Regions from separate parts of the Homo sapiens genome. Here region 2 is linked to region 1. Evidence: chromatin loops called from intact Hi-C (ENCODE). Cell type or tissue: ovary. All regions are shown on one strand. Each heading gives the region's core, and the rest is flanking DNA. Links, peaks and the distances in the headings are about the cores only. Region 1 has its middle 1.5 kb from the start of TMEM161A. Region 2 overlaps ARMC6 (armadillo repeat containing 6).

Evidence for each region. A loop is a pair of places that touch in the nucleus more often than their neighbours do. Peaks named below come from ENCODE experiments on the same cell type or tissue, not always from the same donor. Only the 100,000 strongest peaks of a DNase experiment are listed, where the experiment ranks them.
Region 2: it touches region 1 in a loop (6-fold over the local background); 98 of 110 quality-filtered maps call a loop at or near these places.

Annotation. Positions count from the first base shown.
Region 1 is chr19:19,138,567-19,141,344 of GRCh38, forward strand. No RefSeq gene overlaps it. Among named protein-coding and RNA genes, the nearest start is that of TMEM161A, 1.5 kb to the left of the region's middle. RefSeq lists enhancers at 1-155, 130-319. In ovary, for the core only: a CTCF peak has its summit at 1,244 (motif pointing left); a DNase peak (open chromatin) is centred at 1,254; H3K4me3 peaks cover 369 bases.
Region 2 is chr19:19,052,626-19,055,433 of GRCh38, forward strand. ARMC6 (armadillo repeat containing 6) reads left to right here. Exons shown (of 9, transcript NM_001199196.2): 6 at 1,527-1,696; 7 at 2,640-2,771. Among named protein-coding and RNA genes, the nearest start is that of SLC25A42, 10 kb to the right of the region's middle. RefSeq lists an enhancer at 1,395-1,454. In ovary, for the core only: a CTCF peak has its summit at 1,383 (motif pointing right); a DNase peak (open chromatin) is centred at 1,375.

The sequences.
Region 1 (2,778 bases), core at 1-2,500:
ACCAGGGACGAGGAGGCCGCTCGCGTTGCATGCCGGAAATTGTAGTTCAGATACGCTGGTTCGGATCGATCAAAGTGAAGATTGTGTCTGGGAGGCCTGCGTGGCCGACCTCTCTTAAGGCTTAGTTTTCTCTTTCCTACACTTATCTCAAAGGTTTGCAGCGAAAGCATTTATTCCCACCTAAGGGACATTTCTGAGAGTAGAATTCCCTCCCCCCATCAAGAACATTCAATGGCTCCCACTTAGTAGACGAAGTACTTAGTACTCCTAAGTACTAAGTAGGCTAAGTACTCAGACTGAATTCAGACCCTTCTGCCTGACTTAAATCTGCTGCTAGCACTATTGTGCACCCTATAGTACAACTTGCACCCACCATGCTGTCTCATACCTCCAGGCCTTTGTAAATATCCTACATCTTGCAATGCCTTCAAGAATGCCTCAATCTTAAAATAAAAACAAAACAAAAGCAAAAAAGAATGCCTCAATCTTTTTCACCTGGCAAGTGCCTTATTCATCTCTATCAGCTAGGACTCTGGCTGTGCTCCACAAAATATCAACTAACATGGGTTCAAGCAAAAAAGGAAAATTTTTGGCTCATGTGACAGAAAATACTAGCCATAGTGTCAGCTTCAGGCGTGGCTGGATCAAGGACCAAATGTCAGCTTCAGGGATCTGATGTTCTTTATTTCACCGCTAGGAGGAAAGGGCTTCTGGTGTTTGTGCCCCGGTTTTGCCATTTGTCTTTCTGTGGATGAGTGTGTCTGCCTGAGTGTAGACATATATTGGGTATGACTGAGTGTCTGAGCATCTTTATGGGGGTGGGTTCCTGTGTGTGGGGCCTGAGTAATTACCTTTTCGTTTTTACATTTTATTATGTATTTGTGTATTAATTTTTTTTTTTCTTGAGACGGAGTTTCGCTCTTGTTGCCCAGGCTGGAGTGAAATGGTGTGATCTTGGCTCACCGCAACTTCCGCCTCTTGGGTTCAAGTGAGTCTCCTGCCTCAGCCTCCCGAGTAGCTGGGATTACAGGCATGCACCACCACGACTGGCTAATTTTGCATTTTTAGTAGAGATGAGGTTTCTCCATGTTGATCAGGTTGGTCTTGAACTCCCGACTTGAGGTGATCCGCCCACGTCGGCCTCCCAGAGTGCTGAGATTACAGGCGTGAGCCACCGGGCCTGGTTTATATTTTATTTTTTTAACTTTCGGCTGGCAAGTGCTGAATCCTAAGCGCACTATCGCACGCCACCTCGTGGTGGAGGGCAAAAGCGCAGTCTCCCTGGGATGGAGAAGTCAAACCAGTCTCACTTGTGGCCCTGGGGGCTCCCAGCCTTAGAAAGCGGCCCATAGTTTTATGGACCTCACACTGGGTGCTTAGCCTGTGGGCACTAACATCAGGGACTGGCCTGACTTCTTGTCCACCGTGAGGGTGAGATCCAAAGGCTGGGAAGGCTCTTTCTCTCTGGCCATGCCTCAGTTTCCCCCAGGGTACCCGCTACCTTGACCCTTTTCCTCTTGCTCAGTCCCTGGCCCTGGTCTGGATGTGCGGGGTTGGGGTGCCAGTGAGTAGGTAGGTCTTCAGCCCATGTGGAAGGAAGGCCAGGATCATTGTCGGGGAGGTCCTCAGAACAGAAGGGTGGGTAACTGGCTGAAGAGTTTGCATCATCTGTGCATGTAGCAGTGGCGCTGCTGGAGGTGGCAGGAGCTGCATGCTCAGCTGGACCTCCACAGCCATTGATCACTGCCATGAGGACCGTGGCTCACCCCTCCTGAGTGGGGAAGGGACAGAAGGGACCAGGTGGGAAGTGTTGAAGACTTGAGTCCAGCCAGGCATGGTGGCTTGGCGTATGCCTGTAGTCCCAGCTACTTGGGAGGCTTAGGCTGGAGGATCGCTTGAACCCAGAATTTTGAGACCAGCCTGGGCAGCACAGCAAAACACCCATCTCTAAAAAAAAATTAAATTAAAAAAAAAGTTAAATTAGCCCAACGTGGTGGCTCAAGCCTGTAAGTCCCAGCTACTCAGGAGCCTGAGGTGGGAAGATTGCTTGAGCCCAGGAATTTGAGGCTGCAGTGAGTCGTGATCATGCCACAGCACTCCAGCCCTGGCAACATGACGAGGAAAAAAAAAGAGGCTGGGTGCAGTGGCTCATGCCTGTCATCCGAGAACTTTGGGAGGCCAAGGTGGGAAGATCACTTAAACCCAGGAGTTCCAGACCAACCTGGGCAACATGGGGAAACCCAGACTATACAAAAAATACAAAAATTAGCTGGGCAGGCTGGGCACAGTGGCTCACGCCTGTAATCCCAGCACTTTGGGAGGCTAAGGGGGGCGGATCACAAGGTCAAGAGATCAAGACCATCCTGACCAATATGGTGAAACCCTATTGGGTTTCTACTAAAAATACAAAAATTAGCTAGGCGTTGTGGCTCACGCCTGTAGTCCCAGTAGTAGTCCCAGCTACTGGGGAGTCTGAGGCAGGAGAATCACTTGAACCCAGGAGGCAGAGGTTGCAGTAAGCTGAGATCTTGCCACTGCACTCCAGCCTAGCTGGGCAAGGTGGTGTGCACCTGTAGTCTCAGTTACTTGGGAGGCTGAGGCAGGATTGCTTGCACCCATGAGATCAAGGCTGCAGAGAGCTATGATTGCACCACCGCAGTACAGCCTGGGCAATAGGGCAAGACACTGCCTCAAAAATAAAAAAATAGGCCAGGCGCAGTGGCTCATGCCTGTAATCCCAACATTTTGGGAGGCTGAGGTGGGAGGATCACTTGAGGT
Region 2 (2,808 bases), core at 256-2,755, 86 kb before region 1:
AGGGTGACCATGGTGAGCCAGCCCTGGGAGGTCACAGTGCTGACCGTCAGACCCTAAAGCTTCTGTCTTAACCCCTACCCCCATCCCATCCACTGAACCCACCAGAAAAGTCCTGATTGACACACAGAAGGTGTTAGGAGGATGAGTTCCCCTTTCTTGCCTGCCCCGTCACTCTGGTTCTGTGGCCAGGCCTGTGTGGGGGTTCTGGCTCTGTCTGCTGAGGAGATGGGCCCACCTCAGTCTCCCTTCCACACCTCCAGCAAGGCTGAAAATGAGTCCCGACCTTCTGCAAAGTCAGGCTGCTTTTCCAGGAGGTAGCTCACATCTTTCCTGTTTTATTTATAGGAGCTCCAATCAGTTAGGTTTCTGCCAGAGACAGGATATGTATATATGAAGAGACTTTTTGGTAAGGAATGGGATCATGCAATTATGGCAAGTCTGTACTCCATAGGGCAGGCTGGAAACCCCCAGGCAGTCCCCTTTTCGGGGAAACACCTCAGTTTCCTTCTAAGGACTTCAGCTGATGGAATGAGTCCCATTCACATTGTTCAAGGTCATCTCCTCTACTTAAAGGCAACTGGGCTGGGCATGGTGGCTCATGCCTGTAATGTCAGCACTTTGGGAGGCTGAGGTAGAAGGATTGTTTGGGCCCAGGAGTTCAAGACCAGCCTGGGCAACATGATGAAACCCTGTTTCTACTAAAAATACAAAAATTGCTGGGCGTGGTGGTGGGCACCTGTAATCCCAGTTACTTGAGAGGCTGAGGCACAAGGATCTCTTGAGCCTAGGAAGGAGAAATTGTGGTGAGCCAAGATCACGCCACTGCACTCCAGCCTTGGTGACAAAGCGAGACTCTGTCTCAAAAAAATTAATAATAATAATAATAATAATAGATAGCTGATTGTGGATGGTAACCATGTGGACAGAATACCTCCACGGCAACACCTAGATTGGCATTGGGTGGAACTGCAGAGGGCTACAGGTGGTCACAGGAACTGACCGTCGCAGCCCTGTGTAGGTGCAGGATCTTCGCCCTCTTGGCGTGAGTGCCGGCACCTGCTTCCTGGTGCAGCGCCTCTGGGCTCCATCTGCGGCTCCTGTGTTCAGTTTTGGCCACGTCAGCCCAGTCCGTATGTGTCCCTCTATGGTTCTGGAGTTTCCTGTTGCACTTAGAGAAGCCATTCCTACCCCATGATCATAAAAATAGTCTTCAGATGTCTTTTTTTTTTTTTGCACTATTATAGTTTTCTTTTTTTAGGTGAGACCATGAGTTGGTATGGAATTTATTTGGGGCATGATGGAAGGAAGCGGGTTGGGGGGCACATTCTTAAGTCTTCCCAGCAGCCAGCAGGGGGCACTGCAGGCCCAGGTAGCCCCTGGTGTTCCCTGGGGCCTTCCTGGTGCCCGTGGCCACTCCAATAGGCAGAAGGGCTGGACTCTTCCAGTGGAGCAGGATCTCCACCAAAACAGAGGGCCCTGCGGCTGGTTCTTCCCGCCCCCACCACCGTCTCCCTTTCTCCCTGCAGCGTTCCTGGATAACCCTGGCATCCTGAGCGAGCTCTGTGGAACCCTGTCCCGCCTGGCCATTCGCAACGAGTTCTGCCAGGAGGTCGTCGACCTCGGGGGCCTGAGCATTCTGGTGTCCCTGCTAGCCGACTGCAATGACCACCAGATGAGGGACCAGAGCGGCGTTCAGGTATGAAGTCCCCCTGGCCCATTGCGTGCTGTCCTTCTGGGTCCCAGTCAACCGGACGAGCTATAGTCAGAACAAGCCAGCCCTGCCTGCCAGTGTCGGAACCAAAGTGCAGTTTTTCTTTTCACGGACCCAAGGGCAGGAACCAAAGGTCGGGGGGGAAACAAACCCACCTGCTCTCCCTTATTGTCCTTTTGCACCAGGAAAAGGATGGTAGGAAGCATAGGGTTGGGGTGTGTCGGCCAAGGCTGGGATACTTGGGTTAGTTCCCGCACCTCTGCCTCAGTTTCCCTAGCTACAGAATAGAGCAGTGTCCCTACTCATTACTCCGTTTAGCAGCCGATTATTGAGCCCTTCTCCATGTGCCCATCCACAGCAGGGAGCCAATCAACAGGTGCCTCCCTATCCAGCTGCAGCTGCAGGAAAGCCCCCAGGGGTGCCACGGTCCTGCGCCCCCAAGCCCAGCTGTTGACGTCAGCCAGCCTCTTTCTGTGCAAGTGGCCAGGAGCTGAATGGGAACCAACTTCAGCAAATGAAGGGATACATTTTGCCCTGTACTCCTGGGCAGTTGGGGGCAGGGTCCTCAGGTTCTCCATCGGGGGATCAGCAGTCCCAGTAGCACCTCATCCACTGTCCTCAGTGCAGGGCAGTTAGCGCCTACCCTGGGTCTGTGGCCGTGGACAGGGGGACCCTGTGCTCTGAAGGCCGGCCTGAGTCACATGCCCCCGCTGCCCCTGTCGGGGTAGGGGATCAAGTCACCTGGATGGTACCGTTTGGACACAGGCAGCCTGAGCCACAGGCATCTGCCACCCCTTCTCGTTAGTCACACCCTGCAGTCACACCATACCTGTTGGTCAAACAGCAAAACAGCCCCACATTCTCCCTCAGAGCCCTCTCCCACAACCAGCGGCCTGGCTGGAGGTGAGCGGGCCTTTCCCTTGTGCAGGAGCTCGTGAAGCAAGTGCTGAGCACCCTGCGAGCCATCGCAGGCAACGACGACGTGAAAGATGCTATTGTCCGTGCTGGTGGGACGGAGTCCATCGTGGCTGCTATGACCCAGCATCTGACCAGCCCCCAGGTACCCACCTCGGGGGGCACACACAGTAGCAGGGTGG